3 separate regions of the Mus musculus genome follow, and all the other regions are linked to region 3. Evidence: chromatin loops called from intact Hi-C (ENCODE). Cell type or tissue: heart. All regions are shown on one strand. Each heading gives the region's core, and the rest is flanking DNA. Links, peaks and the distances in the headings are about the cores only.

Region 1 (10,152 bases), core at 2,732-7,731, 66 kb before region 3:
GTTTTGTTGGTTTGATGGTCTAGATAAACAACAGATTTTTTTTAATGTTTAGCATGTTCGGGTCTCGTCAGAGGGCTGGTGGTACACAATCCTTATTCAGTCGACACTCACTGTACTACAGTGTCTAGGGTGGAGCTGGAGATGTCTAGTTACCCCGACCTCTCTGTGACCAGGATGCCAGTAATCTGCACCCCTACCATGTGACCCTCATTTGAGGACAGTGACATTCTAGAGAAAAGCGCTCTCCATACGGGTCATGTCTGCTGGGATACTGACAGCTGGAATCAAACTGGGACCCCTCTACTGTGGTTCTCAACCTGTGGGTCACAACCCCTTAGGATCTAATGATCTTTTCCTGGGGATTAGGTTCTGGTTCATAATAGTAAGCAAAATTACAGTTATGAAGTAGCAACAAAAATAATTTTGTGGTTGGGGTCACCTCAACCTGAGGAACTGTGTTAAAGGTCTGCAGCATTAGGAAGGTTGAGAATCACTGATCTAGGAAAAGTGAAAAATGAGATTCTCACTTTACTAGCTAGCTGCCCATTGAGGGCTCCCTTGTGAAATCAAACCTGTGTTTTCCGGAAGGGATCAGAGCTAAGCAGGTCTCTTGTGCCCTCCTACCCAGGCTTCCTGAAACCCTGTGTTACACCTTTCTCTTGTTTTCATTTTTTTTTTTTTTTTTCCTTCTTGGGTCTTTGCTGGGCTGTTACCTTGCCCACTGCCCGGTCTCCTCAGCCTCCTTTCCTCTCCTCTGGCCCAAATGTTCCCTCCATCCTGCACTCTGAGGATGACCCTGGTCTGCAAAATCTCTGATATTAACACATGGTGGCTTTCCAGAAGTCACAGATCTGGGACTTCCATTCACCCACCTGAGCGAGAAATGAAGGCTGGGCCTCCTTTGCAGAAGGCCAATAGAGGTGGGGAACATTCAACTGCTTAACTGTTCAGGAACCTTCCAGAGATGAGGGAACACCCCCAGTCCCTATCCCAACCTGGGTTCCAAGCTTACAGCCACCTCAGATCATCTTGGGGCTGAAGGACGAGGTAGGAACAAGACACCACCACCCATTACCCACCCCTGCCCTGTCCCTCCCTCCTCCACTGAGGCACAAGAGCTCTAGGGCTTTTCACTTCTCAAGCTCATCTCCCTAAGAACCCTGCGGTGCTAGCGGACCCTGGACTCCTCCCGTTTCTTAATTCTTTTCCTGCCCCACCTGAATAATAAAAACAGGACAGTTAAAACAACAAACAAGGGCTGGAGAGATGGCTCAGCCGTGAAAGGCTAGGCTCACAACCAAACAACAAACAAACGAACACGGGAAGGTCCACAGATTGCTTCAGGGAGCGACTGGGAAAGCAAGGGGAACGCCACTCCCGGTTGCGCTCGCCACGCAGATTCTGCCTCCAGGATCTCCCGCACCGAACGAGCTGCAGCCGAGGGCTAGACCTGGCACCCATGGTCCCAAACCCCGCGCGAGGCGACCCTCCCCGACCTTCGCGCCCCTCACCATCCTCCGGGGAGAAGAGCACCCGGAAGCGTGCTGGGTTCCCCGGCTCCGGGACGACCTCGCACTCCCCTCCTCCGGATTTCTTCCGGCTCTGGAAGTACACTTGCAACTTGTTGATCAAGTTCTTTGGGGGGTCGGGGCCCCAAGAGCCCTCGACCAGCAGCGGGAAGGAACCCGACGCTGCCATCCTGACTGAACTAGGAAGCGGCGACTGCTGGGTCGTCCAAAACTGCTCAGAGTTTTAACATTGAGATAACTTCTTTCGCTTTCATTTCCTGGAAATCCCTCCCCGTCCTTAGTTTCTATCTTCACCTCGCTATCCCAGGATTGGAATAGTGCAACAACAACAACAACAACAACAACAACAACAACAACACACACACACACACACACACACACAGAGCTACCACCCACCCACCCCCAGGCACTTTGTTCTCCTGCTCTCAACAGAAGCCAGTCAATCCTCCACCCGAGCTCTAGCCTCCAGGCCACCTCCTTAGCAGCTCCAGAGCTGGGCCCCGCCCGCACTCCACCTGAGCTACAGCTGAGCCCTGCTCCATCACTAGGATAGTTTCTGCATACCTGAAAACCCACGCTGTATAAGAGAAGGAAAACGATCCTCTCAGGATGCTCCCTGCTCACTTGGGGGACCACCCGAGGGCATCTGACCTGACTTTCCTGCTTCAGAATTCTGTTTTCTCATCTGTGCATACTTTGTGTTTACAAACTCCCAGTATTGAGGAACGCGTGCTGGCGTCCATGCTTTCTGGGTGTTCAACGGAGGGACACAGGTATGGGGACACAGGAGACGGTCGACAACTCTAGGGAGAAATACACAGGTGTTGGAGCAGAAGAGCATGGGCTCCCAGCCCAATTATGGAAAGATCAGGTAGCACTTCTGGGCAAGGGACGTGCTACCCGAGAGCCTAAGAACTACTAAGAAATGACCTTAGATGGTGGGTCTCTGGGGCTTTGTGGTTCACTTACACAAAATAACTTAGGCTGCTGCATGGTGGCTGAGTTCGACAGGAGTGAGAGAAAGCCAGGCTGACCTGGGTGCTCAGGAGAGGGCTCTGGTCCCGCTACTGGTCTAGGGCTCTTGGGGCTCCGACACCCGCCTCCCCCATTCCCCCTCCTAGGAAGAACGTGATGGCCTCTAAGCTGCCTTTGGAGACAAGATTGGCCGAAAGATATGAACAGTTCATCCAGGAGTGGTCCAAGCAACAGGAGTGAGGTGCGCCTACTGTGACCGGGATAAGAAGAGACTGGGAATCTGTATATCCTTAACGCGTGATGAGCGAATATTTGGGATACGCATTAAAGCAGGCTTTGCCGGTCCAGGGCTAGAGTATGGTGACCCCCTCGGGGCCCCTGGTAACACTATCTGATGGAGAACAGGGACGATGGGGAGTCTGAAGAGGACCGAGGTCTGAAAAAAAGGAAGGAAGCCGAGGCAGCACTCAGAGCTTCCCCCCTCCCCCCCCCCTTTTTTTTTTTTTTTTCTAGACAGGGTTTCTCTGTATAGCCCTGGCTGTCCTGGAACTCACTTTGTAGACCAGGCTGGCCTCGAACTGCCTCTGCCTCCCAGTGGTGCTGGGATTAAAGGCATGTGCCACCACCGCCTGGCAATTTTTTTTTTCCCAGATCTTTCCAAAACTTTGAATGGACAGGAAGACCCAGGAGTCAAGCAGCCGGGTGAGGGATGGGGGTTTGGGCTCAGAAAGTTGATATTTTGTTTCTTGGAGTTAAATATTTTTGAAAACAGAAAAGTTCTCGATATGGGCAAATGTTGGTACAAAGAGGGATGTGGGAGATATTGGTGGTGTCAGCCAGGACATCCCAGGCGCCAGCAGCTAGGCATTGTAAATGAAAGCCGTGAACCGGGGCTGGAGGTGGGAGTATCTAGGCAATTTTAACGGTTTTTTACAGATAGGTCCCATTTCTCTGTAGATGGTAATCAGACCGATCGCACAACCCAGTGTGAGACTTGAGAAAATCTTGGTAACGCTGAAAGGCTTCTGAAGGCACAATAACCAAAAATTAAATCAAAATCAACTACATAGCATTCCGTTGCTTACCGGTGCTATCTCCTGGCACCACTGAAGCCTGTGTTCTGAGCACACATGTGCACTTTTGCACATATAAAATCTTCACACCAGACAATACCAGTAAACACTCTCTGAAACACTCAGCTCAGATGAGAGACTATGATATGGATCACAGTTTTTAATGTATACAATGTTTCTGTTCTTAAAAAAAAAAAAACTTAATGTCTTAGTAATAGAAAGCAGACTTTTAATATGTTCCTGCTGTCATTTGTCAACATGACAAGTTAGTCTATCTTTGGATCGTACCATGTTAGAATGCTTGATTTTAAAAATTGCTACTTCAGGGCTGGTGAGAAGGCTCAGTGGGTAAGAGCACCCAACTGCTCTTCCGAAGGTCCGGAGTTCAAATCCCAGCAACCACGTGGTGGCTCACAACCATCTGTAACAAGATCTGACTCCCTCTTCTGGAGTGTCTGAAGACAGCTACAGTGTACTTACATATAATAAATAAATAAATCTTTAAAAAAAATTGCTACTTCAGAGGCTGGAGAGCTGGCTCAGCAGTTAAGAGAACAGGCTACTCTTCCAGAGGACCCAGGTTCGACTCCCAGCTCCTGCATAGTAACTCCAACCACCTGTAACTCCAGTTCCAGGAAATCCAGTAAAACTTACAGCTTCTGCGGACACTTCACACATATGATGCACAGACATACATGCAGGCAAAATACCCATACACTTAAATAAAAAAAGTATAATTAAATTTCTTTCAGTGAATTTTGGCTTGTGATTAAGACAGAATTTCTATTCCAAGTTCTGAAATGGTCCTAAACACACTTCTGTCATTTTATATTGTGTATTTAATTCAAAGTAGGGTTCTCATCATTGACAATTTTAAAATAAAAAAATATTCTGAAGAAAGTTGAAAGGGCTTCATGTCTTGCAGTAGCAAATATTTGAGCCATGATTTAGTTCTCTCTATAAAAAGAAACACATTTGTTACAATGTGCAAATTTGCTTCCATTTACAGTAAATGGTAAAAGCATATGTGAACTCAAGAATCATCTTAGAATGATTTTCTTTATGATTTAACACCACTAAGTGCTTAGTTTGCTTGTATACTTTGAAAACTGTGTCCCTGAGGTTGCATTAAATTTTGTCAGATGTGAGTGAAAGAAAGATATGAAATCTATCTCAAGGTCTGTCCAGTTCAAAGGTTCTTTGGAGAAAGACAGAACTTGAATATTGTTACTTAATACCAAAGAACTGAATCAGTACAAAGAAGATCAGAGATGCACGGAAGAGAATTTACTGGGCTTTTTAAAATTCCTGATCTTTAAATAATGCTGAACAGTATCCAGGTATCTTTCTCCAATTTCCAGCATTCTGCCTGCAGATGGCGCTCATCACCTGAGCCAAACAGTGTTGGACCCGGTCAGTGTAGAGGGCTTGGCTTAGGTAGGCTAGAGTGCTGACTTTTCTTGGAGTTCATCCCTGTGTCATCCAAACTACCAAGAAAATTGACAACTCCTGTTCCAGGTTGTAATCCACCATAGTGCAGGAGTCACAGAAACAAGATTTTGAGGGGGCATCAAGAGTTTGAGGTGGCTGTTACATTGTCCCCACAGTCAAGGAGGAGAGGGGGATGAATGCTTCTGATCATCTCACTTTCTCCAGGATTCCAGCCTAGGGAATGGTGCCGCCCACAGTGAGCAGGACTTCCCACCTCTGTTTACCTACATAAACCCCCACAGGCATGCCTTGAGGTCCATCTTCCAGGTGATTATTGAGATCAAGCACCACAGATGGGAAGGAAAGACAGTATCTTCAGAAAGGTACAACATGGGAGCTAGAGAGATGACTCAGTAGTTGGGAGTACTGGCTACTCTTCCAGAGGTCCTGGGTTCAATTCCCAACACCCACATGATGTTCACAACTGTGGTGTACAGGCATAATATTCAGGCAAACATTCATTCACATGAATTTTTTTTTAAAGAAAGTTACAACTTAATCATGCGTAGTTTGTGCAGAATAAAGAAAAAATAAAAACCTTTTCTGGATTTCTGCCAGATAATCACTGAATTAGATCCACATGGGAACCTCTCAAGACTCACAGTAAACACAGCACTGTCGCATTCATACATCTTACTATGCACAATATATACCAAAATGATACCATGAGGGACTTAGGCGGGAAAGTTTGTCTCTCTGTGTTTATTGTAAGTTTTACTGATAAAAATGATAAAACATAAAACACTGTATTCCACAAAAATCAATCTAAGAGTTGGGTTTTTGAAAATATTAACAAGACTGACAACCAAATTAGCCAAAAGAAAGAGACAGAAGACCCAAATTAATAAAATTTAGGGATAAAAAGGGAAGTGTTACAACAGACTCCAGTGAAACTCAAGATCCTTAGGAAATATTTGGAAAACTTCTACTCAGAAAAAAAAAAAGTTGAGAACCATAGAAGGAATGGACAAATTTCTCAATGCATATAACCTACCAAAATTAAACCCAGAAGATAGAAATAACTTAAACAGACTCACAACAATGATACTGAAGTAGTGATTCTAAGTCTGCTCACAGGGCTGGAGGGATGGCTCAGAGGTTCAGAGAGCACACTGCTTTTGCAGAGAAACTGAGTTCTCAGAACCCGTGTTGGATGGTTCTCACCCACCTGTAACTGCAGCTCCGGGGGATTAATCGCCCTCTTCTGGATGCCACAAATATACACACATGGTCAAAAAATAAAATAGATCTGTGTTTTAAAAGTCTCTTCACAAAGAAAGATCTGGGACTGGATGAATTTACTGCTAAATAACACTTTCCCCCCACTTTGTTTTATTTTAAAACAGTCTCTCCTGGTTCCCGTTTCCAACTGAGCCTGGAGATGATCCTGTGCCACAGCTCTCCATACCTGGGTCCCGCCTGGAGAGAGCTGGTCTCCCAAGAGTGCTGACACACACAGGCATAAAGGAGGGACACAGTCAGAGACAGCAAGACCAGCTAACACCAGAGATAACTAGATGGCAAGAGGTAAGGGCAAGGACATAAGCAACAGAAACTGAACTCATCATCAGAACCTAGTTCGCCCAACAGAGCAAGCCCTGGATACGCCAAGACACCAGAAAAGCAAGACTCTGACTTAAAAATCACATCTCATGATGATGGCAGAGGACATTAAGAAGGACATAAATAACTCCCTTAAAGAAATACAGGAGAACACAGGTAAACAGCTAGAAGTCCTTAAAGAGGAAACAAACAAACAAACAAACAAAAATCCCTTAAAGAATTGCAGGAGGGCTGGCGAGATGGCTCAGCAGGTAAGAGCACTGACTGCTCTTCCAAAGGTACTGAGTTCAATTCCCAGCAACCACATAGTGGCTCACAACTATCTGTAACGAGATTTGGTGCCCTCTTCTGGAGTGTCTGAAGACAGCTACAGTGTACTTACATATAATAAATAAATAATAAATCTTTAAAAAAAAAAAAGAATTGCAGGAGCCGGTAGTGGTGGTGCACACTGGTAGGATTTGCTGAAGGAGGCAGAGGCAGGAGGATCACGAGTTTGAGGCCAGCCTGGGCTACACATTTTAAAAAAGAAAAAAAATTGCAGGAAAACACCACCAAACAGGTGAAGGAATTGAACAAAACCATCCAGGATCTAAAAATAGAAATAGAAACAATAAAGGAATCACAAAGGGAGACAACCCTGGAGATAAAAATCCCAGGAAAGAGATCAGGAGTCATAGATGCAAATATCACCAACAGAATACAAGAGATAGAAGGGAGAAGGGTAGAAGATACCATAGAAAACATTGACACAACAGCCAAAGAAAATGCAAAGAGCAAAAAACTCCTAACCCAAAACATCCAGGAAATCCAGGACACAATGAGAAGACCAAACCTAAGGATAATAGGTATAGAAGAGAGCAAAGATTCCCAAATTAAAGGGCCAGTAAAAACCTTCAACAAATTATAGAGGAAAACTTCCCTAACCTAAAGAAAGAGACACCCATAAACATATAAGATACCTACAGAACTTCAAATAAATTGAACCAGAAAAGAAACTTCTCCCATCACATAATAGTCAAAACACCAAATGCACAAAACAAAGAAAGAATATTAAAAGCAGTAAGGGGCCAGGACAGCCAGGACTATACAGAGAAACCCTGTCTCGAAAAACCAAAAAACCAAAAATAAATAAATAAACCGGAAGAGAAAAGGGTCAAGTAACATTTAAAGACCTATCAAAATTACCCCAGAACCTAAGAGAACACAAATGCCAGCTTAGGCTACTATACCCAACAAAACTCTCAATTACCACAGATGGAAAAAACAAGATATTCCATGACAAAAACAAATTTACACAATATCTTTCTACAAATCCAGCCCTATAAAATATAATAGATGGAAAACTAAAACAATGAGGGAAACTACACCCTAGAAAAAGCATGAAAGTAATCTTCTTTCAACAAACTCAAAAAAAAATAGTCACATAAACATAATTCCACCTCTAACAACAAAAATAACAGGAAGCAACAATCCCTATTCTTTAATATCTCTTAGCATCAATGGACTCAGTTCCCCCAATAAAAAGACATAGATTAACAGACTGGATACATAAACAGGACCCAGCATTTTGCTACATACAGGAAATGCACCTCAGTGTCAAAGACAGACACTACCTCAAAGTAAAGGGCTGGAAAACAATTTTCCAAGCAAATGGTTCTAAGAAACATGCTGAAGTAGCCATTCTAATATTGAATAAAATCAACTAACAACCAAAAGTTATCAAAAAGGATAAGGAAGTACACTGCATACTCATCAAAGGAAAAAAAATCTACCAATAAGAACTTTCAATTCTGAACATCTATGCTCCAAATGCAAGGGCACCCACATTCATTAAAGAAACTTTACTAAAGCTCAAAGCACACATTGCACCTTATACAATAATAGTGGAAGACTTCAACACCCCACCCTCATCAATGGACAGATCATGATCAGACCTAAACAGAGACACAGTGAAACTAACAGACGACACAGTGAAACTAACAGACGTTATGGACCAAATGATTTAACGTATATCAATAGAACATTTCATCCTAAAACAAAAGAATATACCTTCTTCTCAGCACCTCATGGTACCTTCTCCAAAACTGACCATATAATCGGTCACAAACAGGCCTCAACAGATAAAAGAAGATTGAAATAATCCAGCACATCCAATCAGATCATCATGGACTAAGATTGGTCTTCAATAGCAATAAAAACAACAGAAAGCCCACATACATATGAAAACTGAACAACTCTCTACTCAATGATAACTTGGTCAAGGAAGAAATAAAGAAATTAAAGACTTTTTAGAATTTAATGAAAATGAAGGTACAACATACCCAAACTTATGGGACACAATGAAAGCAGTGCTGAGAGGAATACTCATAGCTTGGAGTGCCTCCAAAAAGAAACTGGAGAGAGCATACACTGGTAGCCTTACAGCATAACTGAAAACTCTAGAACAAAAAGAAGCAAATATACCCAAGAGGAGTAGATGGCAGGAAATAATCAAACTCGGGGTTGAAATCAACCAAGTAGAACCAAAAAAAAAAAAAAAAAAAAAAAGAACTATACAAAGAATCAACAAAACCAGGAGCTGGTTCTTTGAGAAAATCAACAAGGTAGATTGACCCTAAGCCAGACTAACCAGAGGGCACAGAGACAGTATCCAAATTAACAAAACCAGAAATGAAAAGGGGATATAACAACAGAAACTGAAGAAATTTAAAATATCATCAGATCCTATTACAAAAGCCTATAGTCATCAAAACTGGAAAATCTGAATGAAATGGACAATTTTCTAGACAGATACCAAATGCCAAAGTTAAATCAGGATCAGATAAACCATGAAAACAGTCCCATAACCCCTAAGAATTAGAAGCAGTCATTAAAAGTCTCCCAACCAAAAAAAGCCCAGGACCAGATGGGTTTAGTGCAGAGTTCTATCAGACCTGCAAAGAAGACCTAATACCAATACTCTTCAAACTATTCCACAAAATAGAAACAGAAGAAACATTACCTAATTCATTTTATGAAGCCACAGTTACGCTGATACCAAAACCACATAAAGACTCAACAAAGAAAGAGAACTTCAGACCAATATTCCTTATAAATATTGATGCAAAAATACTCAATAAAATTCTAGGCTAGGCTGGTCTACACAGTGAGCTCCAGGGAAGCCAGAGTCACACAGCGAGAGCCTGTCTAAAAATAAAACAAGTATTAATAATAAAATTAAAATTTTAAATTTAATAATTTGAGACCCAAATATATCACTCCTGGGCATACAACAAAGACCTCTATACCCTGCCCCAGAGACACTTACACATCCACGTCTGTTGTTGTTGCCTAGTCACAAAAGCAAGGAAATGGACTCAGCCCAGATGTTCATCGGCTGATTAATGAATAATAAAAATAAAGACATGGGACCTATACACAATAGAACTTTATTCCTCCATAAAGTGTTGGACCTGGGTGGGGGGGATACCAATGCCATGATTGCCTGATTAAAGCAAGCTATATTTGGAACTGCCCAG
Region 2 (10,152 bases), core at 3,088-8,087, 210 kb before region 3:
AGAGCAAGTTCCAGGACAGCCAGGGCTACACAGAGAAACCCTGTCTCAAAAAAACCAAAGCAAAGCAACAACAACAACTGACTTAAACATCATATCAAACAGCTGTATGTTCCGCATGGCTACTGTGCTGCTTCCCTAGAGGATACAAGGATGTACACTCACGAACTAGGAGCAAGCGAGGGTTTTTTCCCTCTATCTTCTGCAATATAGTCTTTGCTAAATCTAACACCTAGACTATTGAAAAATTGGATTCTGTTGATTACTCTTTTCTTGTTTAAAACATGGAGCATAATTTCCAAGGTTTTTGCATGTCTAATAGGACTGTTATATTCTACTTTGATGGGTGGTAAACATAGAAAGTGCACTCTTTAGTTGTCCTCTATGCTTGGTGACACTGCACTGTGGAGGACGACCTGTGTGTGCTTATGGTAGAGAGGAAAAAAGACTTGGACCTGTGTTTGGGAGGGCTCACTGTCACAGTAGCCTGTGGTCTTCAGGGCTTGCTGCAAGCTTTGCTAACGGTGGTTCATACAGAGTAAACCTTTGTCTACAGAAGGGATGATTTTTCATTCTGCACTTAATATTCACGAAACCTGGCTTGACAGCATAGGTCTGTAAGGCCAGATATAGGGAGGCTGAGGCAGGAGGATTGTAAGCTAAAAGCCTACTTGCATTATGACTGAATTCAAAGCCAGAACTGGGCAACTTAGTGAGGCCCTGTTTCAAGGGGGCTGAGATTTCATGACAGTAGTAGAGCCCGTGCCTAGCCTGTGTGAGGCCCTGAAGAGGTTTTGGGGTGCTGTGATCCTGGCTCCATACCACAATTCCACCTCTGTTGTCTTTGCTCTACTTTCAACTCTGTGGCAGGCTACCAACTAAGCCACTTGGAGCTCTAGGTATGCAGGCCATTTTTCAGCCTTCAGGAGCAGGAAGGAATGACCCTATTTAGGGCTACTAGCAAGCCTCCTCCTCATTCCTCTTTTCTATTTTTCTGCAAGAAGGGTGGGCAAGAGACTTGAACAGGCAGTCACAAAATAGGACATTCAAATATCCGCTAACAGTTGAAAAAGAAAGTCCAGATGTCCCTGTGAATGCACACAAGGCTCAGTCATTAGCACATCTATGAGAAGGCTTCAAACACTGCTGTATAGCCACGTGTTCTATTGACGGGCAGCAGGAGAAGCACCAGCTGCCGCTGACAGGACTGTAAGGGATACAGCTGCCTCAGACGGGACTTACACTGCCTGTCAAAGGAGGCATACGGAAAAAGCAGCAGTTCCATTCCAAAACACACAAGCAAAAGGACAGTGCATGAGAATGGTCACACAGCCCCACTGTGACAGCAAAGAGTGGGAGACAACCCAAGGGCTCATTAAAAGCAGATGGCCAGACTGTTCACTCAGAGCAATGGTGGCACAGTGGTATGCTGGGTCTCTATCTGCCTTTCCTACCAGCAAAGAGAATGCAGTACAGGCATCGAGCATGGTGAAAAGGTTTAATCTCATGGGTAATTCTTCCGAGTTTGTATATGTGTGTGTGTGTGTGTGTGTGTGTGTGTGTGTGTGTGTGTGTGTGTATGCGTGTGTGCTTGTGTGTGTGTGTGTGTGTGTATGCGTGTGTGCATGTGTGTGTGCTTGTGTGTACGCACTCGTAAGTGCAGGCTGGAGAACAGTGTGTGGAGACTCAGATCTCTCCTCCTGCGTGGGTTATGAGTATCAAACTCAGATCATCAGGGTTTACCCACGGAGCCATCCTGCTGGCCCATGGTTATGTTTTATAAAAAGGAGGCATCCTAGTTCGGAGACAAGAAAGTACTTAGAATAGCAATATATCAGGTGATGAGTTTGTAATTTATCAAGTATGAAACAAGGATGAAGGATAAAGTTACCCAAACTAAGGCTTTTTCTCTTTTGTCTATCAGTATTAACAGCAGCCAAAGAAATTCGAAACTCAACACTGATGTTAAAAATCAAGTTTTCAACTGTCCCAGAGGAATCTTGTTTAGTTAGGCAACACTTTACCTAATCTTTGAAGCTAAAATCAAAACTTATCACCATTATTTATAAATTAAATGAGCTAAAATACCAACAACATATACAGGTACAAATACTTACTTGACTGACATGCACTGGTGTTAAAATTAAGTCCAGAACTCCAGACCAGCCAGCAAACACACCAAGTGGTATTGCGTATGCTAAAGCAATCATCAAAAACCTCAAATTGCTGCAAAAGAAAAGATTATTACAAATTTAAAATGTAGAATTTAAACTATTTATGAAATACTTAAGTCATTTTGAAACCAGAACACAGAATAAGGAGTGTGTGTCCATTTGTTGATAAACTTGAAATTCTCTAACATTTTATTTTCTTATAAGAATGAATTCTGTGGCACCCAGCCCTAAATGGGATGATTTTATCACAGCCCTGCCCTCAAGGTCAGTAGATGGGAAGATTGTAAGAGCCAGAGTTGGTAGAATCAGGGAACCAGGACAGAGGCACATACAAACTCAGAGACCATGGCAGCATGAGCAAGACCTGCCTGGGTTCAATACACACAAAATCCAGCATCGAGAGGAGAGTGGACACAAAGTCTCACCCCTACCCAAGAAGCTCTTTGTATATATCTGCCGGGAGCAGGAAAATCAGTTTTCTTTAGTGGAATCACAGGGTAATATCAATCACACTCCAGGGCAGGCCCCACGCTCAGAAATAGTTGGCTAACACAAAACGGACCCCACGGTTCTTTTGTTTTGTTTTGTGTTTGGCTTTCTTAAGAGAGAATACGAAGCTGGGTGGGGAGGGACATAGGTAAGAGCCTGAGATGAACTGGAGGAAGGGAAAGATTATGACCAATATATATTATGAAAGTTACAAAGCCCCAGCAAAACAAGAGATTGCATAAGTATCCTTTCACTTATAGCTCTTAAATCCCCAGGGTTTGCTGTGCTATACTAGTAAGTTGTTATATTGCACTTAGGAGGCTGAGGCAGGACAGTTACTTTGAGTTTGGGGCCATGAGTTCCAGAACAGCCTGGGTTACAGATCAAGACCTCATCTTAAAAAAAAAAAATCAAAACTAAACAAAAGAAAACCCATATAGCATCTAGGAATAAACCAGGAAGGCCAGGGACTAATATGAAAGAGAGAGAGACAGGGAGGAAGGGAGAGAATAAGGAAGAGGGGGGAGGGGCGAGAATCTTAAACCTAACTACAAGAACAGAAACAATCTAAATAGATGCACAGTCTTTACACTCTCAGCCTACATGTAAATTCAGTGTAGTCACAACTAAACTCTTACTTGTATTTTTTTTCTAGAAACTTAAGAAATATGAAAAATAAAATTCCTTAAAAAGCTAAGTCACCCTTTAAAAAGCTTGGTGCGGAAACCCTTGTCCTGAGATAGCAAGACTAACTGCTCGGCCAAGGCAGTGACAGTGTAGCACTGGCTCACAACAAAGATGACCACGGAGACGGAGACAGAGAAATCCTACAAACAGTACAATGGCACTGCCAGCCACGTGCCAGGGATGCTTCCAGATGCTGCTCGCCATCTGAGGAAAAACGTCCTCCTACACCGGCTGCCAAAGACATTTACTAAGGTAGGATAAAAATGCACATGTGAAAGACAAAACCAACAAGCAATAACTTTAAAAACTGTGCAAAATGATTAGGCAGACAGGAGACCGGGAGTAGATACTTGAAAGTGTTTAGATCGAAGAGAGATTTATACTTAAAATATGCACACCATTTAAGAACTACCATTAAAAATTGGGCAAAACTGTGGAGAGCAACTTAAGTAGATGAAGTCTAATAAGCCACAAATCATAGGATGAGAGTCTGAACATATTAATTATGAGCTAATATAAATTAAATGAAACATAGCTCACAGCTGTTACAGTGGCAAAATCAGATAATTACAAACTGTTGATAATGTGACGTCCGCTGGGCATCTTTGAGATCAACCTGGTGATGCCAGGCAAGTTGGGTGTAGAGAACCTTATGGCCTAACAATGCACCAGCAGGCACATTCTCCAAAAAGACTCACATCTATGCATGGCATGTGAGGGCATCACCGCGGTTGTGTCTTGGCAGCAATGAACTGGAAGCAGTCCAGGTACACAATGGATAGGGGGATAAAAAGTGACTGGCTAACCCTGAGGGCCATTTGTTTACTGAGCAGTGGGGAGACAACTTGAGAAGAAAAAGAGAGCTCTCCACATATCAAGGACTACCCTCACCAGCGAAATCACGTAAAACAAAGACAAAAGAGAGACCTAGGGCTGTGGCTCAGTGCCAGAGTACTGGCGTAGTGAGCACAGGCCCTGCCTCAATCCTCAGGGCCACTGACAACCAAATGCAGTGACAATTTTGGTTTCTTTAAAACCCCAGTTATGCTATGTGGGTTGAGGGGAATTGAACCTGGGTCCTCTGGAAAAGCAGCCACTGATCCATCTCTCTAGCCCCAAGTGTTTGCATGCTGCCTGCTGCCTCATGAGTTCCTTTAATAGTTCCTTGGACCAGGACCTAGACTGGGGGCTCACCTTGCATTTGGCCTGAATCCCTGGTGTGGGAGATGAGGCTGTTTCAGTTTGTCCACAGCCACTACCCATGACTGCCTTGTGCTCTAGGAGGGGCATGACCTTTGTCAGCTGCACACAGTTTACTTCTGGGGACTCTGGAGAGGTATAAATGGGGCCCCGAGAGGGCTGGGAGGGCCTCCGGCAAGGCTGCTGCTCCCCTCGCTGCTCCTGGTTGCTGCTGTTGGGGTTTGACGAGAAGATGGAGATATCCTGACTACAAAGATTGGACCGGCTCCAAGGAACCCAATGACCCTAATCAGCAGGAAGAAGCCTGGAGAGATCTATGACCTTTCCCCTCTAACCTTTCTCTCCTACCTAGCTGTTGGGGGTTAGAAGAGATTAGGATGGAATAAGGATTGGAAGGGAAGTGCAGGTATAAGAACCAAATCAAAAATAGCCACCCAAAATAGCCACCAACCAACCAATTAAACCTAAAGCTAAAGGGAAGCCCACCTCAGTGCAAAGGTTTGACTAAAAAGTCACAAGGAACACAAAGGACAGAGTCCTGTCTAACCACAGAGTGCGACATCTACAGACCTGACCTGGAAGTAAGTTTCCAGTGAGAGCCAGCTGAAGAACAAGGAGACTGACAGATATAAGAATTCAAGCCAAGCCGGGTGTGGTGGCGCACGCCTTTAATCCCAGCACTTGGGAGGCAGAGGCAGGTGGATTTTTGAGTTCGAGGCCAGCCTGGTCTACAGAGTGAGTTCCAGGACAGCCAGGGCTATACAGAGAAACCACCCTGTTTCAAAAAACCAGAAAACATTTTAAGTATTAATCTACATGGAATATGGATAGAGCAAAAATTAATGCCATCTTGTTATAGTGTGAGTTTTCAACATATATTTGTTAGAGAATTAAATAATTAGTATTTTAATTAATATTGGCATGGAGTACTTACAATTTGATTAATGCTGAAAAATAAACAGTTTGAATTATCCTTGAACATTAAGAATCAGGGGTGGGAGAGCTGAAAGCACCTCCCAGCCAGCAAGGCGGACAGCCTGAGTTTGATCCCTGGAACCCAGGTAAAGGTGGAGGAGAGAACTGTCTTTATTGTCCTCTGACCTCCATGCGTGTGCCACCCCCGTGACAGATAACCCCCACCCCCACACCCCCCCACAGAGAGAATGCAGCCACAGCTATGGCCACTGCCACACAATGCCCCTGAGTCTACTCACTCACCTTAGTAACCTACAAAAGCTCCGCCGGTAACTCAGCCGCTGGCTCGCAGCAGCGACACTGGGAGGAAGAGGAGGCCGGGGCGGAAAATAAGCTAGCGTGGCAGAGAATATTAGGCAGACAACTCCAAATTCTGAAAGAAAAATGAAGGTGAAGTGCTACTTATGACACAAGGGTCAATACTTATTTTTTAAATACCTAGCTCAACAAAGACAAGCAAAATTTGATGCCTCCACCAGCCCAGAGCAGAGGCTGGGCGTGTGTGCCCTTAAATTCCTCAGGCCACCAGTAGGAGGCGCGCTATGAACAAAGATGCACAGAGGTGCCTGGTTTGTGCCAGATCGCCAAAGGTTGAGAGATGAACAGTTACTCCACGGGAAAGCCCATCCAAACCCTGTAGGAGAGATTCTAAAGCAGCCTCAGAGGACTCTTCAGAAAGAAGGAATGTGGGAAGGGACCAGAAAGGATAGGGTTTTGTCTGATGGAGACGACTTCTGATTGAACTCACACTGCACAGGAAAGTTAAACGAGATAAGGAAGCAACTAAAACTAAGAAACGAAGAGACTGAGAGTGTAAACGTGTAATGTAAATGAAAATGTTCTCCTTTCTCCCTGATTTCAGTTTTACTCCGTCCACACCAAACCCTGAAATGCGAGTGTAGGGCTTGACTCAAAATAACAAGGGACTTGCCGGGCGTGGTGGCGCACGCCTTTAATCCCAGCACTCAGGAGGCAGGGGCAGGCGGATATCTGAGTTCAAAGCCAGCCTGGTCTACAGAGTGAGATCCAGGTCAGCCAAGCTACACAGAGAAACCCTGTCTCAAAACAAAACAAAAACAAAAACAAAGTAACAAGGGAGTAGATGCAAGAAACTAAGGTGATAAAGATGAGGGATTAGATTATGCTGAATTTTGCTTTAACTCACTTGCTAAATATTAAGACTCCCCATGTATACTTGTCTCTGCCTAGGCACTGGAATTTAGAAAGGTCAGTATGATTAATAGACTAACATATGGAGAACAATGAAGAATAAACTACAGGTGATTGGGGTGAATAAGGTGCAAGAATGTGACCAATAATGGGAGAAAGCAGGCTGAACACTACCAACTGATGCTTGACAAATGTTTAGTTAAGCATGACATTTAGACACCATGTCTAGAGAAATCCCAAGAATATATGCTACAGAGTACTTTATTGCAAGTGGAGTTAAAATGTAAAATTAACCAAGACTTTTCCATGTAGCAAGTATACATATTACATTTAGTGCTGTCCTAGGAAGGGTTGTTTCAAACAGGCATATCCATAAGATATAATGAAAGTGCATTCGAGTGCGAGTATCTGTCAGTCCTCAGGGGTCTCTGGTGATGTGATCTGGCACAGCAGAACTAGAGAGCAGAGACTGGAATAGAAACCAAAGAATACAAGAAGAAGAAAAAAAAATCTTCAAAGCACCTGCATACAACACGGTCTCGATTCGGTCTTTAATATGAGCCCTGCTACTCTCCGCAGCGAGAAGGGGTGCCGTCCCGTTGGGAGCTGGAACAACCAGGGGCCCGACGAGAAACGCACACGCTCCACCGAGGTAACTCAGCATTGATGCGATTGCTGTGGCAGTGGCTCGCTCGTCAGCAGAGAACCACGTCGTAGAGAGGAATGGCGCCGCATTCATGACAGTCGGACCTGCCAGTCCGTTCAGTATCTGTCCCCCATGGATTAGCCTGGAATTGGAAACGTTGGAAGTCTGTGAGACATTTGAAGCAAGCATTTTCTAAATGAAAAGGATATTAACCAAACAGCAGTTTAACTACAACAAGATATATATGCATACACATAAAGAATTTGACATTCTGAAAAGGTGAGCTGACCGACTTTCTAAATGACACGCTTTCTCTGGAGGGAGACCAAGGACACTCAGTTCACCATTTACTCACTGTGCCAATACCAAACTAAGAACTCGCTATAACTTTGGTGTGGTGGTCTGAATACCAATGGCGACCATGGCTCATAGATTTGAATGCATTAGTTACCAGGGAGTGGCACTATTAGGAGGTGTGGCCTTGCTGAAAGAAATGTATCATAGGGGTGAGCTTTGGGGTTTGAAATGCTCAAGCCAGGCCCAGTGTCTCTCTCTGCCTGCTGCCTGTAGATCTGGATGTAGAATTCTCAGCTCCTCTCCAGCATCATGTCTGTATACATACTGCCATGTCTCCCACCATGATGACAATGGACTAAACCTCTGAAACTGTAAAGCCAGCTCATAATAATCAAAAGCTTTCCTCTGTAAATGTTGCCACAGTCATGGTGCCTCCTCATAGCCATAGAACTTGGTTCATTTGTCCTATTCTTGTTTCAGTTTGCTGAAATATGTGAGCCTCGGCTCAGAAGAAACTTGCCAGGGTGCTAACAAAGGAAATTGAAAATTAGATTCAAAACACATTGTTTTTTCCTAGTACTCTGCAGCTCATTAACAGGTGCTAGAAAACAATACAGCTGAGCTCAGTATCTCATACCTGTTGCATGTCAGATAATAGGATTATATACACAAAACAATAATTAAGACACTTCTAATGTCAGACAGAAAGTCTCTGGGCTGGTTCAGTCACTTTGGCTGGGGACCAGCCCAGGGACAGGAATGCACCCTAGGCCATGCAAAAGAGACAGTGAGGATCGCTGGTTCTTTAATGAGATGCTGTACTTTCACCTGCCCCCCCCCCCGAATTTTGGCCCCCACCCCACACATTAGCTCACAAGGCTGCACCATGTACAGTGGTAAGTCTGCCTGCTTCTCTGAATTATTCAAAAAGGTAGGGTGACTTTCTTCTTTCCTTCTTTTCATCTCTTTTCTAAGCACGCTTCCCCCAACAATCTGGGCTCCCTTACTCTTTTCTAAAGCATCCCTCCCATGGTGTAGCTCTTGTCCACCCTGTGTGTGACCACTGTGCCAGCAAGAGAGGCCACGCTTTCCCTCCTCCCCTCCAAGCAGCCGCCAAGGTGTTATGGCTAGCCGGTTCCAGGCTTTACACGCTAATTCACGGCTCCATTTCAGTCTGTACTTAAAATCTTTTATCGTTGAGACTAAGAACCCTGATTTCCCTGTATCACTATCTGCTCAGGTGAGCACTGTGACCAGATGTCTGAATGGCCCTGGACATCGAGACTCCACTGCTTCTATAGAACAAGAAGGTAAGTTAAGACTGTGTATCTCCTGAGCATGTGCAAGGCTGGCTGAGCTCCTGGAACCTCTGGCTCACAAGACCTCTTTCTGGAGTGTGCAGGGACTGGACCAGGGCCCCACACTGAGGCCCCCAGTCCTAGCGCTCTGCTTCCGGCTTCAGGTACAAGGTCAGTGGAGGTCACACTTGCTTCCATTCCACCGCGCTCCTGTCCATTTTCCTAATCTGATACCTAGCATGCTTACCTCTCTGACCAAACCCTTTCCCCTTCGCCCTCCGACTCAACACACACTCACACATAGCCATGCGCAATCCTGAAGGAAAAAGCCAGAAGTCTAGGCAAGAAAGAGAGCCAGGTGTCTGTTCCCTACCTGTGCTTCTTAAGCATCATGCATATCTCTCTCTCTCTCTCTCTCTCTCTCTCTCTCTCTCTCTCTCTCTCTCTCTCTCTCTCTCTCTCTCTCTCTCGCATCTTATTTCCCGAAAGCAGAAAGAAGGAATAATGAGGCTGGAGGCAGGGGCCCAGGCAGAAGCTAAGTGAATAAGAAGTGAACTGTGCAAGGCAGGCCTACTTGTCTCTCCATGGATGTTACATAGGTTACTTGAAGGGAAAATATCTCCAAATGCCATTGATACTGCCAGGTTCAAAAATGAAAAAAAAAAAAAAGATCTCTTGTGTAAGAGAAATAATTTTCTGAGTGAAAGAAGTGAATTCCAAAGGTTTATGTGACCAAATAGTTCCCCCAAAGCCAGCAGATCCCAAGATGCCCACAGCAATGCTATCACACGATGTCTTTTTCACTATAGACCTGTGTAAGCATAATCAGTATGCAACTAAACTGTTTAGAACTCTCAAGTCATTCAAACGCATACATGAGATCAATTCCATTTGTGACCTTTTTTTGAAATTTTAATTTAGCAATGGAAAAAAGCAAAGTGAGAGCCAACCAGACGGCTCAGCAGGTTGAGGTGCTCCCTGCCGAGCCTGAGGGCCAGAGTCTGATCCTTGGGAACCCCAGAGCAAAAGGAGACAATGGCCTACCCCCACCTCTGTGGCCCTGCTGTGACACACATACTGTCTCCACCACGCTCACCATTAATGCTGTTACAGAAGATGTTGAGGGTGCAAAGGTCACCAGGACATCACTGTCACAGTATGGTGGCTGAGGGCAGGACAGAAGCTAAGCTGTGCTAGTTTATGGCCAAGGAGTGGTCTT
Region 3 (10,152 bases), core at 2,806-7,805:
ATGTCCTAATTACAAAGCCACACAGCTTTTCTTACTTACTCTCTTTTCATTTATTCCTGATTTTTAGATGAAGCATCATTTGGATCTGTGTGTCTCTTCGTTTGCGCCCTATTTATGAGAGTGTTTCTGCCACTGTCACATATCTGCCTTTATTCTTCCTGCACTTGTTGCTGGAAAGACTTTTATTATAAATCTATTTACTATTCTTTGCTTCCCTTACTAGATAGCTAAGGGCCCTAAGAGCAGTCTGCAATGTGTCTGTGTCCCCAGCCCCTACAACACTGCCTGGCACACAGAAAATAGTCTCTATTTGGAAAACACATTTTTTTTTTTTTAAATAGCTGATGCACTCTTATCATTTAAGCCTCAGGCTAAATGTCACTTCATCAAGAAGTTCTCCCATTGTCCCCTTGCAAGCCCTCACCCTGCTCTTCTCTGAGACAAAACTCTGTTTTTAATTCTTGCATGTCTTAGTCTTGGAAGTACTTCTACTCAGCTCATTGCTTCCTGTCTGCACACCCAACACAGGCTGCATGAGGATGGGAATCTTGTCTCTGTGCCTCTGTAGTCCAGTGCCTAGACCAGTGCCTCGCCTGGAGCTAGCCCCTGGGACAAGGTTGTTAGACCAAAAAGGCAGAGGCGGTGACCACAGAAGCAGTTGTAGAAACAGTGCCAGCTTGTGGGTTCCCAAAGCTGTGAGACCAGGGGTGCCAGTCAGGAGCAAGAGTGAGGTCCAGATACGTTTGAACCTGAAAATCACATCTGGAGACCCGCAGACTCCAGGACTGCTTCCTCCTTGGTCGGAACCAGGATGTCCCAGTGCACAGGAGCCTTATGACCCCCACCTCCACCACTCGAGGCAGTCTTGTAGCCTGGTGGCTAGATCACAAGTTAAACTTCCTCTCTCCTTAAAAGGACATGTCCAGCAAGCAAGCACCTGGAATTCCTCTTCACACAAATAAAGCATTCCCCAGCATCTATGCCCCCAGCCAATGATGACACTCACCTCCGAAACCCCTACCCACTTCCGCAGGTTTATATAGCCCCTGTTCACCCCAATAAAGAGGGAGGTTTCCCTGAAAACCATGTCCAGAGAAGGCTGTTTCTCCCTAACTCAGGCTGGCTGAGATCTTGCTAATCCACCTGTACCAACTAAGCTTCATTCCTCCCTGTACAGTCCGGGGTGCACAAGGCTGCCCGAAAACACCGAGGGGAAGGGAGGAGCAGATGCCAGGGCAGCATCAGCTCCTCTGTCAACACTCACCTTTTGGACAACTGAGTCAACAGAGTTAGAAACGAGCCCGTCCTGGGGATGTATGTCATCACAAAGTGCTTCATCCAGAGACCCCGTCAAGGACGGAGGTCTGGAGCTTGGTGTCTCCACTGGCTGTGTCAAGGATGGGAGTCTGGGTCTCAGGTCCTCTACTGGCTTTTTAGTAGTTTCCAGGACAATGGTCACAGGTTTGTTATGGACCAACATCTCGTGTTCGCTCTTTTTCAACACTTTCTCCTTATCTTCAGGGGAGACATTAAACATACACATTCACACAGAAATAAGAGAGAATTTACATAGCTGATCCTCAGTATCCCTGTAGGTTGATTCTAGAAACGTCTGAGCATGCTACCTCCAGAGATGTCCCTAATAAGCTTAGGACTTTCACATAAGCTACCCATGTTCTCACATATGCTTTTTAGTTGTTCATTTTTTTGTTTTGTTTTATTTTTTGTTTTTGAGACCTTAGGTAGTCCTGGCTGTCCTGAAACTCCTGGTGTAGACCAGGGTGGCCTTGAACTCACAGAGATCTGCCTGCCCCTGCCTCCAGAGTGCTACAATTAAAGGCATGTGCCACTACTATAAATGCATTGGTTCGCCTTCCATAGACTTTATTTGAATAAACCATAGGGTATGGGACTGTTGTGTAAATTTTCTCAAGACTGAAACATTCCACCCTGCAAAGAAGTTCCTTAAGCAAGAAGGTAAACAACTCAAAATAGCTTCAGGAAATCCCAGAAACTGACCAGACTCATAGGCCCCTCCCTGAATGAATAAACAATAGAGACTGTTGGGAAGAGTCCTCCTGAGACTCCCAGAACAGAGCTGCTGTGAGGACTCATTAAAGGTCTGCATAGGAGACTCTTAGACAAAACAAGCTGTGAAGAAAACTTAAACCACCAGAGAAGCTGCCTGCAGGAAGTGAACTCTAAGCTCCACTTAGGAGGAAGTTTAGACCAACTGAGCCACCTGGAAAGAACACTCCCTAACCTATTGAGCTGCCTGTAGGTGTGCAGTGAGCTCCAGGTTCCCAGCTTTGTGAGCTGTCACCCATGCTAGGTGGGCTTTGGTGATGCAGTTGCCTTTGAGTCGTTTCCCATATTCCTGTAAGTAAATCCAATAACCAATACCAATGCAATAAGTAATGCATTGGTTCACCAAGTTGGCCCTTGGTGGTATCTGTTGTAGGCTCCTGGTCAAATGCATACAGAGGACCTGAACAGTTATTTCTGGCATTCTGGAATAGCAGGCTGGTGATAGGAGAAGCTAATCAGAACTCTAAAGAAGGGAGCTTAAGTTTTAGCATAGGAATATAATTTGGTTATTAGAAATCACATTTCTAGTCTGGGCATGCTGGTACACACTCACAATCTAGCACTTAAATGGTAGTGGTAGGGGTAGGGGTATTATGAGTTCAAGGCCAACCAATGGCACATGGCAAGATCCTGTCTCAAAGGGGTGGTGGTGGGGAAACCTATGTTTTGTAATGGTTTTGAATCTCTCATTTCAATGACATTGAATAATGGTTATTGTATAGTTAAATGGTGAAACCCCCGGCCCCCCAAAAGAAACAAGATCAAAAAGTTTAGAATGTATATTCATTTGCTGACTCTCAGAAAAGAATGCATGAAAATGCCCCCATTGAGGACATTAGTGTGGCACCACCTGCCTTTAATCCCAGTAGAGGAAGGAGGATCTCTGCGAGTTTGAGGTCAGCCTATGGAGCTAGTTCCAGGACAGACAAGGATACAAGGAATAACCCTGTCTCTAAAATCAACCAAACACACACACACACACACACACACACACACACACACACACACACACACCAAAAACCAAAACCAAAACCAAACCAAACCCCACCAAACTATCTTCAGATAATTTTTCTTTGACTTTCCTCTTTAAAGTCATATATTACTTTTGTAGTCCTTAAAAATAAGTCAACGGAATCTTTATTTACAACATTAAAATGGCTTGGAGTCGAGATCGGTGGTGGAGCACTTGCCTAGCGTGCACAAGGTTCTGGATTTCCTCCTCAATCCCAACCCCCACACTTTGTTTCTTCTCTCAACTGGGTCTGCTGGGAAATTCTCAGATGGAGTCGAACCGCGACCTCATCAGCGGCTGGACTCATACGAGGCTCTCTCCGCCACTGTGGGATGGAGGGAGTCTGTGGACCGCACTCTCCCACAGACAGAGAGCCACACTCGCGTGGGCTCTCGTCGGAAGCATGCAGGGATCGGTTTGGAAACCTGCTGGTTCTACCCTTGCACCCGAGCCTTGCCCTGTTTCCCCTGCCCCGGCTCACCTGCTTTTTTTAGGAACTTCACCTCGTAGGTGTCCGGGGCGCTGGGGCCCACGGGCTGGACAGAGCACTCCCCACCTCCCGAGGCCCGGCTCTGGAAGTATATCTCGAGCTTCCTGTGCGCCTTGGGGATGGACTCCCGCAGCCGTACGAGTAGCGGGGACGGCGGGTCGGGACTGGAAGCCATGGCTATCCGCGTCTGGCTCGTTTGGGGCTCAGGGGCGCTGCACAGACAGGGAAGAGCAAAGGCGAGCCCTGCCCTAAAGACCCGAGAGGCAAAGTTTCAGTTTCGATTCCCCAGAAGGTCCCTCCTTGTTCTCCGCAGAGCCGCCGCCTGTCTTGCTCTGCCATCTCTCAGAGCCATCACCCGGTGAGTAGTTCGCACGCTCGGCGGTGGGCGCTCAGAGGAAGTTTCCCTACGGTGGCAGGTCGCCCTTCTATTCTTGCAGGATCGGAAGTTTGGCGGGAACCCGGATCCCAGGTTCAGGCCTCTCAAGGGTGGAGCGGAATAGAGGGGTAAAGAGTTTCACCTGTTTGTACTTTTTGAAATGATTGTTGTAACTAGTATTTACTGAGATGCGGTTCTGATTTCAAGTGGAGAGAGTTTACCTGCTTGGTGACCTGTACTTTTCCTGTTAGCTGGGCACCTTAGGGATTTTCTGCTCGAGGGCCTTAAGTTAGCGAATAGCACAGATCGGCTTGCTTCCCTGAGTCCCTAGAGAGGGAGGTAACGAGGAACTGAGCACAGAAGCAGTCAGTACCTGTGAACAAAGCAAAAGCCAAAGAGCAGGTTTCAAGAGGTATCTTAAGGGGTTGGGGGAGGGGAGGAAAGTATTCTAGGCTGGGACAGCAGTAGCCTAAAGTCCAGAGGGCTGGGTTCCAGGCCAGGGAGAGGAAGAGGAAGGGTCTGTAAGATCTATAGCGTCAACAGAAATAAAGTGGGGATTATGTGTGTTAATTCTAAAGGTTAACACCATAGTTTAGCTCATAGGTGATGGTTAATCTTGGTTGTCATTTTGACTGCGTCTGGAATCAGCTAAAACCCCAGCTAGCTGGGTAGTGCTTGTGAGCGATTTTCTTGATTGGGTCTTTTGAGACTGGAAGACCCGCCCTAAATCTGGGTCACGCGTCCTGGTAGCAGCCTATATAAAAGGACAAGGAAAAAGGAAGTTTTGCTTTTGGCCTGCTTGCCTCAAGACAGACAAGTGCACCCCAAAGCAACCTCTCAGCTGCAGCCTCCAAGGAACCTTAGAGGTCTTTCTTGTGTGAAAGCAATACTGCCCTCTGCAGGCTCCCCGGATCCTGTCCGGCCAGTTTGGGGTTAGTATTCGAGTGACTCCTGGATGGGCATGGCCAGCTGTGCTCTCGTGTTGTACAGTGTTTTTCTACTGCAAAGACATTACAGATCATCCCAGAGACTATTGTAAGTGTTAGTCATGAGTCTAACATTTCATAATTTTAGTTTTTAGGCTACTAGGTTAAAATCATGAGAAAGTGCGATTTCCCAGAGCTTCAGATTTTTATCCAGACATCCTTAGGTCAGAGTTGTTTATCACAGATTCAGAACACAGCCCGTGCAGGTTCAAGCAGTTTCCTCAGTCTTCACACGCCCGGTGGGACGCACCACTGTTGAGAAGGCTGCTCCTTAGGTGGTTTGCCTGGTCTCAGCACTTTGTTACCATTTTCTAAGTGTACCAACACCTTCAAGACCTCACTTCTGTAAAGCGTTTCCTATTCCAGCCCCTCCAGCCCCCCCCCCCCCCACTCCAACTAAAATTCCCTGAAGGTAAACAGTATTAATGCTATAATCACATGGTCATCCTCACCATTGACATGAAAAACTCTAAACAGCAGAATTTTCTTTCAGGTCTCCTATGGTTTATTTCTTCTTCTTCTTCTTCTTCTTCTTCTTCTTCTTCTTCTTCTTCTTCTTCTTCTTCTCCTTCTCCTTCTCCTTCTCCTCCTCCTCCTCCTCCTCCTCCTCCTCCTCCTCCTCCTCCTCCTTCTTCTTTTTTTCCCAAACAGGGTCTTTTTTTTTCTGTGTAGTCCTGGCTGTCATAGAACTTGTAGACCAGGCTGGCCTCAAACTCAGCTGTCTCTGTCTCCCAGCAATGGGATCAAAAGCGTCAGCCTCCTATGTTGTATTCCTAGAAGATCCCCCTTGGCTTTAGTCATTGGTGGCACAAGCCTTTAAAACTAGTATCCAGGTGTCTTCATCTCCATAGCACGTTCCAGACCAGGCAAGAGTAACTTGATGTGACCTTATCTCAAAAACAGTAACCAAAACCCAAGTTGCCTCCGCTTTGGCCAGCTCTTATTGCGTTCTTTCTATCTGTTCCCAGAAACAGGCCACCATCTCCTCGATCTACAGACTACACTTGGAAACACAAACAAATATAAATATCTGAAGACCCACGTGGGACCTGAAGAATGGCCTATTACATGGTAAACCCAGAAATATAAATACTTTTCATCATGAAAAATCCAATTATTACATGAAGGGTTCTCCCCACAACATTAAGAAAGCTGGGGCCTTCAGTTACACCTAGCACCCTCATATGATTTTATACTCTCAGTAGTTACTGCCCTGGTAGAGGTCCTAAGTTTGTTTCCTAGCACTCATGTGGTGGCTCACAATCTTGCCTATAACCTCAGTTCCAGGGGATCTAATTTCCTCTTCTAGTCTTTGTTGACTCTTCTATGCATGTGGTATACACAACTCACGTAGGCTCATACACACACACACACACACACACACACAAACACACACACACAAAGTTTTCTTCTGGGGCCTGAGAGATGACTTAGTGGTTAAGAGCATTAGCTGCTCTTCCAGAGAACCCAGGTTCAATTCCCAGTCCTCACATGAAGATTCTGCTTCCGGGGATCCAGCGCCCTCTTGTGGCCTCCACAGCAAGCATGTGATACGCAAACATGCATGCAGGCAAAACACCCACACGTATAAACTTAAATTACAATTTTAAAAGTTTTTTTCCGAGTTAGAAATGGAAAACTCGAGTATAGTAATATAGTTGAGTATGGGGGCATCCAGTACTCAAGAAGTTAAGGCAGAAAAATCACAACAGGTTCCAGGCTAGCCTGAGTTATGGAGTAAAACCCTATCTCAAATTTCAAAACATAAAAAATTAATAAATAGGGCTGGAGAGATGGCTCAGTGGTTAAGTGCACCGACTGCTCATCCAGAGGTCGTGAGTTCAAATCCCAGCAACTACATGGTGGCTCACAACCATCTGTAATGGGATCTGATGCCCTCTTCTGGTGTGTCTGAAGACAATTACAGTGTACTCATATAAATAAAATAAATCTTAAAAATTAATAAATAATATACTGATATAATTAGCAGAATGAACAAGGTGATGGAAGGCCTTTTTAAAAAAAATATCATCTCCAGGACTAGGACTGTGCACAGATGATAAAGGGCTTACCTACCATGCATACAGCCCTGGGTTCAATTTCCAGTAATGCATAAATTCGGCTTGGTAGTATGTAGTAAGTTTGAGGCTAGCCTAGGCTACGTAAGACCCAGTCTCATGCCACCATATGGTGTGGATTTTCTTTAGTCTTTCAGCAGCTGTCTCTCAGGACAGGGTCAGGAAGTGGGCATGGGGAAAGGCTCCTTTAAGTCGATCTGAAAACTCCCACTTTCTGTTTGTCATGAAATAGGCAACTGGCAGTGAGTGGGTCCTTACAGATGTGGGAGATGCATCTGGAGAGGCTCACAGCCTCATGTGTTCTATTCTGGCCAGAGAAATTCCACACGACTTGAACCCATCTGAGAGCGTTGGTCTGAGACTCACTACGGTTGAGGCCTTTGAGCCTTTTCAGGTGTTAGCCTCCAGCCCTTTCTCTTATTCTGACTTAGAAGTGCATCAGCTAAGCATGGCAGCAGACATAACCTCAGCACTAGGGAGACTGGGGAAAGAGGACTGCTAGGAGTTCAAGGCCAGCCTGGGCTCTAGAGTGACTTCAAAGCCAGCCTGGGCTCTATAGTGAGTTCAAGGCCAGTCTTGGCTCTATAGTGAGTTCAAAGCCAGCTTGGCCTCCATAGTGAGTTCAAAGCCAGCCTGGCCTCCATAGTGAGTTCAAGGCCAGCCCTGGGCTCTATAGTGAGTTCAAAGCCAGCCTGGGCTCTATAGTGAGTTCAAAGCCAGCCTGGGCTCTATAGTGCGTTTGAGGCTAGCCTGGTCTACAGTGTGAAACAAACGAAGTGTATTGACCTCTTTAAGAGGCACAGATAGGCTCAGTATTTGCTGCAGCTTTTAGCGTTTTCAGTGTTTTGGGTACACAGATTAAAAAAACGATAGGACAAGCCTGGCAGCGGTGGTGGCACACGCCTTTAATCCCAGCACTCAGGAGGCAGAGGCAGGCAGATGGCTGAGTTCGAGGACAGCCTGGTCTATCGAGTGAGTTTCAGGGCTACACAGGGAATCCTGTCTTGGGGAAAACAAAAACCAAACAACAATGGAAAAAAAAAACACGACGAAAATATCAACAAACCGAATAATGAATCTAAACAACAAACTAAAAAATTTCCTTCCCCAAACCCTAAACCTGAGAACCTATGCTATTCCTGCTTAGCGGGCGGCGTGTGTGCAATTGGTCATCTCTGCTTTTTGCAGCTTCAGGCTTTTAAAGCAGCTGTTTCATTTCTTCACAGGATACATGGGCGGCAGCTCCCGCCGAAAGACCAGGTATGATCGCCTCTCTCTCCCTCTCATTTAAGAAAGCCTTTGCTGAGCTCTTTCCTCAGCGCAGAAGAGGGCACTCAGAAGGAGACTATCCCCCCCTCAGGGGTTCAGGTGTGTGACTGCAGACGCTGTGGAGATGTGGGCATGTGCTTTGGAAGGGGAATTGCTTCCGAGGCTTGTGGCAGCTGAAGACATGTTCTCTTGGGCCCCCCCCCCACTATCCTTTCCCTTGTTGGCAGAGACTCTTTTCTCTATTTGTTTGAGAATGGTCTAGCTTTGTGGAGGTGGCTGGCCTGGAACTCAGATCGGCCTGCTTCTGCCTCTGAGCACTAAGACTAAAGGTGCATATCAGCATGCCAGCCCTGTGACACACTTCTGACCCATTCCACGACAGCCAAAATGAGCAGAAAGACTGACCAAGAGCTGAGAGAGTAAACCTGCCTAGTTTCTAGGGGTGAGCCATTTGCCATCAGTGTGAAGGCCAATTGAGACCGACTGCTAAGTTGTGGCTTCTTTTGAGTAAGAGAGGTCGTCAGAAGTCTTTCTTGGCAGCTCAGGTTAGAAACAGAGTAAACTACTACACTTAATCTGCTGTCCTACTTTTTTTTTTTAATTGTATGAGTACACTGTTGCTGTCTTCAGACACATCAGAAGAGGGCACTGGATCCTATTACAGGTGGTTGTGAGCTACCATGTGGTTGCTGGGAATTGAACTCAGGACCTCTGGAAGAACAGTCAGTGCTCTTAAACACTGAGCCATCTCTCCAGCCCGTTGTCCTACATTTTAACGTCTCTGAAATAAGGCTCCAGTTTTCTGACATTCATCTTCCTTTCTTAGAGGCAAAGGCTATATTGGTATCTCATCAAAGAATAAAGAGAAAGAGCCAGGCGGTAGTGGCACACGCCTTTAATCCCAGCACTTGGGAGGCAGAGGCAGGCGGATTTCTGAGTTCAAGGCCAGCCTGGTCTACAAAGTGAGTTCCAAGACAGCCAGGGCTACACAGAGAAACCCTGTCTCGAAAAAAAACAAAAAACCAACCAACCAAACAAACAAACAAACAAAAGAATAATTTTATTCTTTGCAATGTTTTCCATTTGTCTGTAGTGTTGTCTATAATCTGCCTTTTGTGTGTATCTGATGTCTGTCTGTCCTTGTTGTCTGTCCCTAACAGCATTTATAAATAAACAGCTGTTTATTTAACAGCACAGAAAAGACAGTATGGTAAAGGAATTAAGAATTCTTTTTTTTTTTTTTTTAATTTTAGAAGGAAAGAAGTTACTTTACTGACCCCAGGTGACCCACAAACAGATGTTCTCAACATATATCCATGTGTTGCTTCTCACATTTATTGTTAATTTGTTTTTTATTTTGTTATTGTTATTTTGTTTTGTATTTATTTATTTATTTTTGTAATTTATTTGTTATTTATTTTGTTTAAGGTTCCTTTCAACCTGTTGGCTGCTTTCAGCAAATGCTTATCACAACACACACAGGCACACACATTATTCTGGGTCAGGGACTTGGAAGAATTGTAGTTTAAGATTAAAGCTGTGTATTTAGGGACTGGAGAGATGAGATGGCTCAGTGGTTAAGAGTACTGACTGCTCTTCCAGAGGCCCTGAGTTCAATTCCCAGCAACCACATGGTGGCTCTCAACCATCTGTAATGGGATCCAATGCTCTCTTCTAGTGTGTCTGAAGAGGGTGACAGCGTACGCACATACATAAAGCCATGCATTTAGTTTATGTTTTAAAAACTGACTGCAAAGCATATAAGGTTGGTTACACTGTTTTCTTAAAGGCGAGTTTAGCAGACTGGATATATATACAGCAGGGAAACAGATTGAGTACAGATATTTAAGTGA

The links. Hi-C counts contacts between places; a loop is a spot of excess contacts. Peaks named below come from ENCODE experiments on the same cell type or tissue, not always from the same donor. Only the 100,000 strongest peaks of a DNase experiment are listed, where the experiment ranks them.
Region 1: a loop joins it to region 3, with 6 times the contacts of the local background. A loop is called at or near these places in 23 of 42 quality-filtered maps.
Region 2: it touches region 3 in a loop (2.2-fold over the local background); 6 of 42 quality-filtered maps call a loop at or near these places.

Annotation. Positions count from the first base shown.
Region 1 is chr16:35,869,656-35,879,807 of GRCm38, forward strand. Parp14 (poly (ADP-ribose) polymerase family, member 14) reads right to left here and starts at 1,727. Exons shown (of 17, transcript NM_001039530.3): 1 at 1,512-1,727. The coding sequence starts at 1,698. In heart, for the core only: CTCF peaks have their summits at 4,952 (motif pointing right) and 6,985 (motif pointing left); a DNase peak (open chromatin) is centred at 4,976; H3K4me3 peaks cover 19 bases; H3K27me3 peaks cover 715 bases.
Region 2 is chr16:35,728,172-35,738,323 of GRCm38, forward strand. It overlaps Slc49a4 (solute carrier family 49 member 4), which reads right to left. Exons shown (of 9, transcript NM_153550.4): 3 at 7,215-7,480; 4 at 5,766-5,895; 5 at 2,115-2,223. Among named protein-coding and RNA genes, the nearest start is that of Gm25967, 11 kb to the left of the region's middle. In heart, for the core only: a CTCF peak has its summit at 6,046 (motif pointing right); DNase peaks (open chromatin) are centred at 4,110 and 6,080; H3K27me3 peaks cover 384 bases.
Region 3 is chr16:35,935,113-35,945,264 of GRCm38, forward strand. It overlaps Dtx3l (deltex 3-like, E3 ubiquitin ligase), which reads right to left and starts at 3,915. Exons shown (of 5, transcript NM_001013371.2): 1 at 3,582-3,915; 2 at 1,265-1,515. The coding sequence starts at 3,765. It overlaps Parp9 (poly (ADP-ribose) polymerase family, member 9), which reads left to right and starts at 3,358. Exons shown (of 11, transcript NM_030253.3): 1 at 3,358-3,948; 2 at 5,921-6,023; 3 at 8,257-8,290. The coding sequence starts at 6,009. In heart, for the core only: CTCF peaks have their summits at 4,859 (motif pointing left) and 6,508 (motif pointing left); DNase peaks (open chromatin) are centred at 3,429, 3,729 and 4,759; H3K4me3 peaks cover 1,853 bases; H3K27ac peaks cover 1,208 bases.